Regions from separate parts of the Homo sapiens genome. Here region 2 is linked to region 1. A link is a contact called in ENCODE Hi-C or POLR2A ChIA-PET data. All regions are on one chromosome and are shown on one strand. The core of a region is the stretch at or near the end of the contact, and the rest is flanking DNA. Distances in the headings are between cores, read along the strand shown.

Region 1 (5,067 bases), core at 552-3,051:
TTACCCCGGTGTAGAGTTTGTCACCCACTTTTGCAGCAGTCACACAGATGGGCTGTTCTACTAAGCCTTTAGTGGAACCAATCATTACTTGATCTTGGGTGAGAAAAAAAAGTATAAAAAGGTTTTAGCTCACTTGTTTTCTTGCCAGATCAATTGGTAATAAAATGACATTTTGCTTGCAAGAAATGTAAGCACAATGCGATTATTCTACAAATAAGTGCAAGTGGCTAACCTTAGGTACGTATTTTTTAAGGGAAGTAAGCAGTTTTTTTTTTTTTTTTAAATAAGGTAGGACTTTTTTTATGTTTAAATTCTCCTGAAATATACTTTTTGGTTCTCTTGCTCCCGGGAGTCCTGTTTCCACAACAAGGCCTGTCCACATCAGCGAGGAGTGTTAGAATGCAGATTTCTGGGGCCCGGCGTGGCTGTGGAGGCCTTAGTTTGGGATGCCGAAAGACAGGCTATTCTCAGAAAGCTACCTGAGGCCTGAGAAGCATGACCTGGACCCATGCACTTTCCTAATGGCTCTGCCCCACCATTTAATTACCTCTGAGCAACACCCTTCTCTTCACCTAGCTAGCCAGAAGCCAGAAAAATCTGACCGTACATTGGGGTTTGAATAAATTAAAGTGGATGCATTAGAACATCTTGAAACCTTTGCAGAGCAGGTTAGGCAAGTTCCAGAAGGACAGACCTGGCAGAGCATTTCTGGTGATGAAGCCACAATGTCCTTTCCTGTCCCACGTGTAGGTCACCCCTCCGGGCACAAGGACAATGTCCAACTGGCCATTGTGGAGTCCAATTCTCAGGGCAGTGGGCTCGATTCTGGGACAGTCCACTCTACTGCTGCCTGTAGAAGGTGCTTTCTTCCTCCGAATAAAGCCCCAGGACTCCAGGATTTACAGTTGATATGTCAGAGGCTCAGTCCATCCAGAGCCTTCCCTACAAGCAAAAAGCTTCCCCACCCACCTTGAAGAAATTCACAGACATCAAAAGATCATTGTGTGGCACATGGGTTAGCCCTTGAATTACAGAGCAATTTGCTGTCATTTACTGTAAATGCTGTTCGTTCATTACATCATCATTCTGCCAACGGAGGCATGAGGAGTACCTGGATGCAAACTCAATTCGGTAGGAAGAGTAAGAAATAAATGAAGCTGTACCAGACTTGATGCCTGTCTTGTTTTTATTCCTTGCTGTGCAATTTAAATTTATGATACCATTGTCTTTGAACTTCAAATGTTAAACTTGCTCACAAGTCAGTATTTTTTGCTTTTTTTCAGAACCTGATCACTGTTCAGCAACCATTGATGGGCGCATATTATCTGTATGGAGATTTACCAATGCTTTGTGAGAAAACAAAAATGCCTGTTCTCAAGAAACTTACCAGCTATGGGCTGGAAGGCTCTAAACTGAACTTGAATGACTCATCACAGTCATCTCATTTCTTGAGCTCTTGCTGTGCTGGAGATCTTCTGTCTCCTTGGTTCACTCTATGGTTCACCCTTCTCCAGCTGCTGTCCCCAGAGGCTGTTCTCAGTAGACTACCTACGGGGGCTCCCCTACCCTCTGGCCTCTGGTTGGATTTCAGCAATGGGGAGGGAGCCCAGGCAGGGAACTGGAGGGAGAGAGAAGGAAATGACGCTGGTTGTCAACTCCTCCCTGCTGGTGTCATTGTGGGATGGCTTTGTCTCTTGACTAAAGGTCACACAGTACCTGCAAGGCAGGTTCTGGCAATGCCCTACTCCCACCCCCTCAGAGCTGGAGAGGGTGGCCTCACTGCTACCAGCCTGGGTAAGCTCTGTCCCTGTTGCTTCCTACCCTGGCCACACCTTTGTAAATAACTCCCTTATTAAACAGTCCTCTAGTCATCCCCCTTCCTGCCAGGATTGACTGGCATTTCTACCTCAACACTGGTATTCTCCACTTAAATCCTCAATGCTTTAAGGAGGTAATATTACTAACTTCATTATACAAACCTCGGAACTGGTCTCAGAGAGATGAGATAAGACCACACATTAGATAACAAATGTGAAAGGATTTAAACCCATTTTTGTTTGATTTCACAATCTCCAGTCTTCCCATTATGATCTCTAGAGAGAGAAAACGTTTAGGGTAAAGATTCCTAGAGCTGCTAAGTTAATAATAAAAATAATGGACTGAGTGCAGTGGCTCATGCCTGTAACCAAATCCCCAAGCTGACAGGCCAAGGCAGGTGGATCTCTTGAGCCCAGGAGTTTGAGACCAGCCTGGGCAACATAGTGAGACTGCATCTCTACAAAAAAATATAAAATTAGCTGGGCATGGTGGCACACACCTGTAGTTGCAGCTACTCAGTAGGCTAAGGTGGGATGATCCCTTGAGCCCAGGAGCTCTAGGCTGCAGTGAGCCATATTCATACCACTGCACTCCAGCCTGAGTGACAGAACCTGTCTCTGTCCTGCGCCCTGGGAGTCTGTCTCTCTCTCTCACACACACACAAATATATATACGTAAATGCTTATTTTTCGCTCACTTTCTCTTGCCAGGGAAACTCCAGAATAGACACAATTGTCGTGGGTTTTAAGGGACATGAAGGAGAAAGTTACCCAAGTCCAACATCTACTGAGGAGCAATCTGTCAGCCCCACAGGTCAGAGCAGAGTGTGGCAGTCATAAGTCCAAGATCTGCTTGTGAGTCCCTCCATTTCCCATTAAGTTAATGCTGTGAAAAACTGTTTCATTGGCCTTAGGCTGTACCCCACCTCCAGCTACCCCTCCCCCAGACTCAATCATGGGTCACAGCCGCAAAGGCTCCCCATGGCTCCTGCCCCCATGACTTCATCCTGGAGAGGAAGTCCCTGTAGCAAGTGAGGGCAGAGAAGTGAGTGGAATTCCAGCAGGATCTTGCAACAGACTGGGAGTGGAGGAAGATGCTTTCTCATCACTTCTAGAATGCATCAGAAAGGAAGATGCAAGACTCTCGCCTGTTTGATACAGGGCTCCTGGCTCCCCTGCTCTATTCGTACCTCCCCAAGAACCACAGGGCCCAAGCCAGGAGCAGAGCCAAAGGCAGCTGCTCTCAGCTGCAGGGAAAAGCATAGGCAATAGGGAACATTTGAAATCCACATTCCAGAGTGGGCCCCCTTTTGCCTTCCATTCGTCTTTTCCTTACTCTTCCAGTTAATTGACCAGAAGTTTAATGAGCACCTATTGTCAACAACAGCACTAGGCTTCCTGTGTCCTTCTGCCTCCTGGTTCCTTTTTGCTCCTTCAAAGCGCAACTTTCCTTGGGCTGCCCTCCTCCTTATTCCTCACCTCCAAAATGAACTCTTGCCTCCTTCCTGCTCCTGAGCAACAAAAACGTCCATCCCTTGAATCTTGACAATCTCACCTAAGTCAAGGAAGAATTCCTTGGCTAGTAATTCTCACTAGGTGAACTGAGAACTCTGCTTAATTCTCCCTCGCTCCTTAAACCACTTGGTTGGTGAATTTTAGAAACTGTGCTGGGGGTGGTTTAGGTTGGTCCATACGACCCCTGAAGGGATCATGTGTATTCTGTATGCTGAAGGAGGTGTGGAAAAGGAGAAACCTGCAGTACATACCCTCCATGCCCCCTGGTTCCTGCCTTTGCTTTGCCTCTTGCCTACACTCTGAGGCTTGAAATGTCCTAAGTTTCTTTTCCCAAGACAATAAGGTGAGTCTCATTAGGAATGACAGGAAGTTTCCCTACTCTAAGTCAAGGGGCTCCTCCCTCTCCCGCCGTGTTAGGAGATGCAACTCCCAGGCTCCTCTGCTGAAGAAAGCAAGAGACGTGAGCCCTGAGCCACTAAGCACCGATTCCAGAGCCAGTGTAGCGGCCTCTCCACGCAAGCTGATGTTATGCGGGAGCAGAAACTAAGAGCCTCACAGAGGGTATGGGTCCAGGGGTTGGAGAGAAAGGAAACAAATGGCAGAGAGGAGAGACAATGGGGCCATTGGGAGAAATACCGGGGAGAGCCCCTGCCTTGCCTGACATTCTCTAATGTTTCCTGTCTGCCACCACCCGCTCTGACCCTATGAATGAGTTTCAGTTCCTTTCAAGCACTTGATCCTTGACCTGAATGAGACTTGGTTCTACAGATCTAGGCAGGCAGGCAGGCTGTGATAGAAAAAAAATAAGACAAAAAATCTGACAATATGCTAGTAACATCTGATCCCACTGCAAACATTCAGACTAGTCTATGTGGAATGTAAGAAACTAACAAAATGGACCAACAATTGATGATGTAAAAGTAGTGTACACATTAAAAAAAGAACAAACCTTGGAGTAATTATAACTCCTGTTCATTACAACAGACAAAAGCAGTATCTATACAATATAGAATTGCTAAACCAAACTTGGAAACTTCTGTCAAGTGGGCTGTTTAGCTTTTGAAGAGGTAGAATGCCATGTCCAATTAGACTTGTTTGATGGACTATGACTAAATTCACCTCCAGGACTGCCATTCTCACCAGAATCTAGATGAGAGCACTGCGTCCCACCAGGCCATCCACCTTCCTTCGAGAAAGTCTGATACTCTGCAGCTGCCCTGGAAAGGCACCTTGCCCTTCTATCCACCTTGTCCTTCTGTTATGTTAGACACTGACGGGGCTCTACACCTCGACTGTGTCCTGAAAGAGCTTTCAGCAACCTGCTCCCTGGGAGTCTGTAACTTAAGAGAAAGAAGTGTGGCTGTTACCTTCCTCATCTTATAGATGAGAAATGAATGAGAGAGATTCTAAGGTGGTGTCAATAGACTACTAAAGACAACAAAAACACATTTTAATACACCAAACAAATCTTTAAAAACCGAAAATCAGTTTATCATCAGCTCCTTTCTCTGTATGAACTCTAATAACTGCTTTCTTTGGTGAATTTGTATGTTGCTGGGTGCTTAGAAGACTCTGCTGCCCAGGCTTAGAGGAAGCTGGTGACGATTCTGACAAATCCCATTGCTTTCTGTGTGTCCAGGACCCCAGGCCCAATCTTTCCTAGCTGGAGCCAAGCTGGACGGCACCAGCATCTCACAGGGCCCCTGAGCCTTCCTTTCCCATGGCCAGAGTCTGC
Region 2 (4,873 bases), core at 359-2,858, 57 kb before region 1:
TTTCTGAAATGAGACCATATAAAGGACTTATCAATAGTCATTATGTCAAAATTACAGAAGGCTATTAATGGATTTAAAATTAAACGAGTAGTTATTTCCAGAGGTGATATAAAAGCCTTAATTTGGCCATTTAAAATCTTGGTTCTTTCAGCCCTCTTAAAAGGTTTATTTCTCATTAAGTGGATCTCCAGATAGCTTAAGAATAAATTACAGTCTTGAATCAGGAAAATCTAAATTATAGGGCCCTAAAAATCATCCTCATGGCAGTACTTCACTAAGAAATAAAATCCCTTGTGGAAAAAATTTCTTTATAAAGCAAGCAGTAAAACTTCACTGAGTGCCTATCATGTGTGATGGGCACTATTACACACAAAAGCATTTATTGTATGGTCTTTTGTAACAAACTAGCATCTACTCAGCAGCACAAAAATACGTCACAGGGGAACTTCAGGGCTTATGATTAGGAAAGGTGGCACACAAGGAGCTACAGAAAGCGGGGGAAATGCCCGAACTGGCAACAAATGCAGTGACAGAGCAGGTCCCCTGGAGAAGCAAAACACAATGCTCGATACACGTGCCTTTCAAAGACGGCCCCAGTGCCCACTTTCAAAGGCACCCGCACTTTCCTGAGGAATGACCCATACGGCTGCTAGGACTCTGGAAGAGTAAAGAAGTGGTCATTTTCCGTAGACTCCGTCGCTTGACTCAACTCAGAACAACAGGAAAACAATGGATTTTCCTTTTACACTGCCTTTCATCAAAATAACTAAAGAAGTATTTTATTAAAAAAAAAATCTGGACCCATCCTGCCTTTTCAAGTCTTCATAATGTCACCAGAGAGGTCATACCATGGTGGACACGATTTTATATTAGGTCCAGTCACTTGGACCTTCACAACTGAGATCATGAAATTAGCAGAGCGTTGAACTTTGTCCTGCACAGAAAACAAAACTCCTCACTGTGATTAGTGAGTTCATGCTGTTGCCCAGCATTAAGTTAATGGATAACAACAATTACACATCAGAGAGAAAAAAAATCAACAAGTTAAACAGACACTCTAGAAAAATCAAAACTGGCAACACTACCACCAAAAAAGTGATAATCTTTGTGATTTGGTTGGCTCCATTGTACGCTTTTCTCTTCACTTTCCATCCAAATGAGGGTATCTGCTGGTGACCAAATGGTTCTGGGCTGGTGGCTGCTTGGCCCAGCTGGGACCCGCACAGCAGGTGCAGGTTCTGTTGAGCTCAGCAGTTTTGGGTACAATAAGTAAGTAATTATTGGGTACAATAAGGAAAGTAATCTGGCTCCTTGGGTTCAGGGCAAAACCAAACATTTTTCCCAGAGAATTTTCTGTATGGAATTTCCACATCCAAATGATTTTAACACTGACCTTCCAAAATAAGTCATTCTCAGCAAGCGCCAGCACCAGGTACCCATTCACTCAAAACTTATTCAGACACAGTCGTCAACAGATGCCACAGGTAAGGAAGCCCTCATAGCTCTGTTACTGTCCCTTGGCGCTCTCCTCCACACTTCTCAAGACTGTCCTGTGAAGGCAGCTGGCTTTTCTGGGTGACCTTGAGCGCGCCACTTCCTGTGTGTTTCAGTTTTCTCCTGGGTAGAGGGGGGAGTAATGTCTGCTCAATGTGCTGTGTGTGGGAAGTGACCCAATACATGGAAAACACCATGTGACGCTGTGTCTGAGGAAGCGCCCGTGATTATTTTAAAAGTCACATGGAGCAAAACCAGGATGAGAGTGAGTGCCTCTAAGCCTCTACTCCCAGCACAGAGAAGAGTCCTGCTCACCCCGCCCCCTTCTCACCCCAGGAGTGCTGACAGGTACGGCCACCATTAGCCCATAGAGAACATTATAAAGCAGGGGTGTCCAATCTTTTGGCTTCCCTGGGCCACTCTGGAAGAAGAAGAATTGTCTTGGGCCACGCATAAAATACACTAACACTAATGATAGCTGCTGAGCTAAAAAAAAAAAAAAAATGTAAAGAAATCTCATAATGTTTTGAGAAAGTTTACGAATTTGTGTTGGGCCCCATTCAAAGCCATCTTGGGCTGCATGTGGCCCGTGAGCCGTGGGCTGGACAAGCTTGTATAAAGTAGTGAAAGCCTTGACTTGTACCTCTTGGAAAACTTACAACATAGAAAGCGTTTCAACCCTTAAACACAACGCTATTTTGTGTACTAAGCTTAAGGCATGATGATGCCGTTGTTAAATGTTTCTAGTTCTGTCATTCAGTCTTGGTTGGGTTTGATGGTGGTTTTACAGAGGGAAGTGATAAAGGATGATGTCTATCCTCAAGAAAATGTGTGTTTATTATATTTGACTTGTATTGAAAAATGTTTCATATATGTTTTTATATGTGAAAAATTCAGCCCTCTGCCAAATGCACCTCAACATGCAAACAAAAGAAAATTAGATGAAAAAGTTTAGACTCAGTGAGAGAGTGTGTTGGAAATTATAACCCCTCAAAAGTTATAGCTTTACTACCTTGAAGTCATCCAGGTATGCAGCAATCTCTCTATATCTTTTCTGGCAAGTTATGTGAATGAGGAATATATGTAAGCAGATATCCTCAGAAGCCCTGATTCCAAGTGTACTGATAAAAACAATGGTGCCCCTGAATGCACTAAGCCACCCTGGGCACCAAGGCCCTGCTGTGAGCCCTCGGTGAGCTGCCTTTGCCTTCTTTGGGTTTGGTGTAATGGACTAGCTTTGTTTACCTGGCCCGACTGATGTGGCGCAACATGCTGAGTTTTTCTAACACTGATAAAATCTGCACAGCCAAATATATTTAACCCCAGCAGAACAAAATTACTAGAAATGACAGTTTTAAAAAATTAAAGGAAATGTCTTCAAAAAAGACAGCCATTGATATGGTCTAGATGTTTGTCCTCTCCAAATCTCACATTGAAATGTGATCCCCAGTGTTGAAGCGGGGCCTGGGGGAGGTGTTTGGGTCATGGGGATGGCTCCTTCAGGACTGGCCTGGTGCCCTCACCAGGGTAATGGGTGTGTTCTCACTCTGTAAGTTCACTTCGAGCTGGCTGTTTAAAGGGCCCATCCTCTTTCCTGCGCTCTCTCTCTCTCTCTGTCTCTCTCTCACTTCCTCTCTCATCATGTGACACACCTACTTCCCCTTCACCTCCCACTGTGACTGGAAGCTTCCTGAGGCCTCACTGGAGGCAGATACTGGCACTATGTTTCCTGTACAGCCTGCAGAACCGTGAGCCAATTTAACCTCTTTTCTTTATAAATGACCCAGGCTCAGGTATTCCTTTATAGCAAAACAAAAAAGACAAACACAGTCATACATGCCTCAAAGTTTAGTGTTACAACACTGCTAATCCCATCCATAAACTGAGGCTGGTGGAAAGGACCTTTCCTGCTTCTAAGCCTCAGCCTAACTGGAAACAGATTTTTATCTCATCTGGCCAGGCCTCTTTCCCCATGCAAGGATCCTTCCTAAAGAGGAAAACAAAACCAAAACAAATACCCCAAACAAGAGTTTTCCACAAGTAGTTTAATAATTCCAACACAACTTTTTATTCAAACATTTATTACATGTCAGACACTATATGAGGTGCTGGGATTTTAGGAGAGTGCCACCACATCCGGCTAATTTTTGTATTTTTAGTAGAGATGGGGTTTCACCATGTTGACCAGGCTGGTCTCGAACTCCTGACCTCAGGTGATCCACCCGTCTTGGCCTCCCAAAGTGCTGGGATTATAGGTGTAAGCCACCACACCCGGCCTATACTATACTTTTTATAGTTCATGTAAAGTGTATGCTTTCTACTTACTTACTTTAACAAAAAAAAAAAAAGTCAACTGTAAAACAGCCTCAGGCAGGTCCTTCAGGACAGAGTCCAGAAGAAGGCGTTATTATTATAGCAGATGACAGCTCTATGCGTGTTACTTCCCCTGAAGACCTTCTAGTGGGACAAGATGTGGATGGAGGTGGTAGACAGTGATATGGATGATGCTGACCCTATGTAGACCTAGGCTAATGTGTACGTTTCTGTCTTCATTTTTAACAAAAAAGCTTAAAAAGTACAAAACAAAAAAGCTTAAGAAGTGCAAAACAAATTTTAATAAAAAAAAGATTATGGAATAGGGACAGTAGAGAAGAATAAGGCTATAAAGAAATTATATTTGTACAGCTGTATAATATATTTGTGTTTTAAGCTAGGTGTTATCACAAAACAGTAAAAGATTTTAAAAATTAAAATTTATAAAGTAACAAGCTTATAGTAACTAAGGTCAATTTATTATGAAAAAAGTTTCAATAAATTTAGAGTGCTTGCTTCAGCAGCACATATATTAAATACATTTAGAGTGGACTAAGTGGACAGTATTTCTAAAGTTTAGAGCAGCGAACAGCAATGTCCTAGGCCTTCGCATTCATTCCTCACTCACTGACTCACCCAGAGCAACTTCCAGTCCTGGAAACTCCATTCATAAGTGCCCTACATAGACAAGTCATTTAAAAAAAAAACTTTTATACCGTATTTTTCTGTACCTTTTCCATGTTTAGACACAGAAACACTTACCATTGTGTTACAGCTGCCTACAGTATTCAGTACAGTCACATGCTGTATAGGATTGTAGCCTAGAAGCAACAGGCTACACTAGAGAGCCTGGGTGTGTTGTAGGCTGTACCATCTAGCTTTGTGTAAGTACACTCTGACAATGTTCGCACAGAGATGAAATTGCCTAGCAATGCATTTATCAGAACGTATCCCTGTCATTAAGTGATGCATGGCTGCATAGAAAAAAAAATCCATCACATGTCTATAGACTTGCAATCAATAATCAAAAAAAAATTATGAAAACTATCCCATCTATAATAGCATC

What was found. Hi-C counts contacts between places; a loop is a spot of excess contacts on that map. ChIA-PET counts read pairs that join two places held with the same protein, here RNA polymerase II (POLR2A). Pooled maps may share reads with other maps.
Region 2: a loop to region 1 is called in a pooled map, with 4 times the contacts of the local background. The contact joins two enhancer-like sites. A Hi-C loop is called at or near these places in 5 of 50 pooled maps. POLR2A ChIA-PET finds 5 or more read pairs at or near these places in 3 of 52 experiments (activated CD4-positive, alpha-beta T cell, activated CD8-positive, alpha-beta memory T cell and activated naive CD4-positive, alpha-beta T cell).

What each region holds. Positions count from the first base shown.
Region 1 is chr13:24,123,950-24,129,016 of GRCh38, reverse strand. It overlaps a transcript of SPATA13 not described here. Among named protein-coding and RNA genes, the nearest start is that of SPATA13, 34 kb to the left of the region's middle. Within about 2 kb of position 1,801, at least 5 of the 41 ENCODE cell types and tissues checked have a DNase peak (open chromatin) inside an H3K27ac peak, as active enhancers do.
Region 2 is chr13:24,180,731-24,185,603 of GRCh38, reverse strand. The region is part of intron 1 of SPATA13 (spermatogenesis associated 13); the gene reads right to left. Among named protein-coding and RNA genes, the nearest start is that of MIR2276, 21 kb to the right of the region's middle. Within about 2 kb of position 1,608, at least 9 of the 41 ENCODE cell types and tissues checked have a DNase peak (open chromatin) inside an H3K27ac peak, as active enhancers do.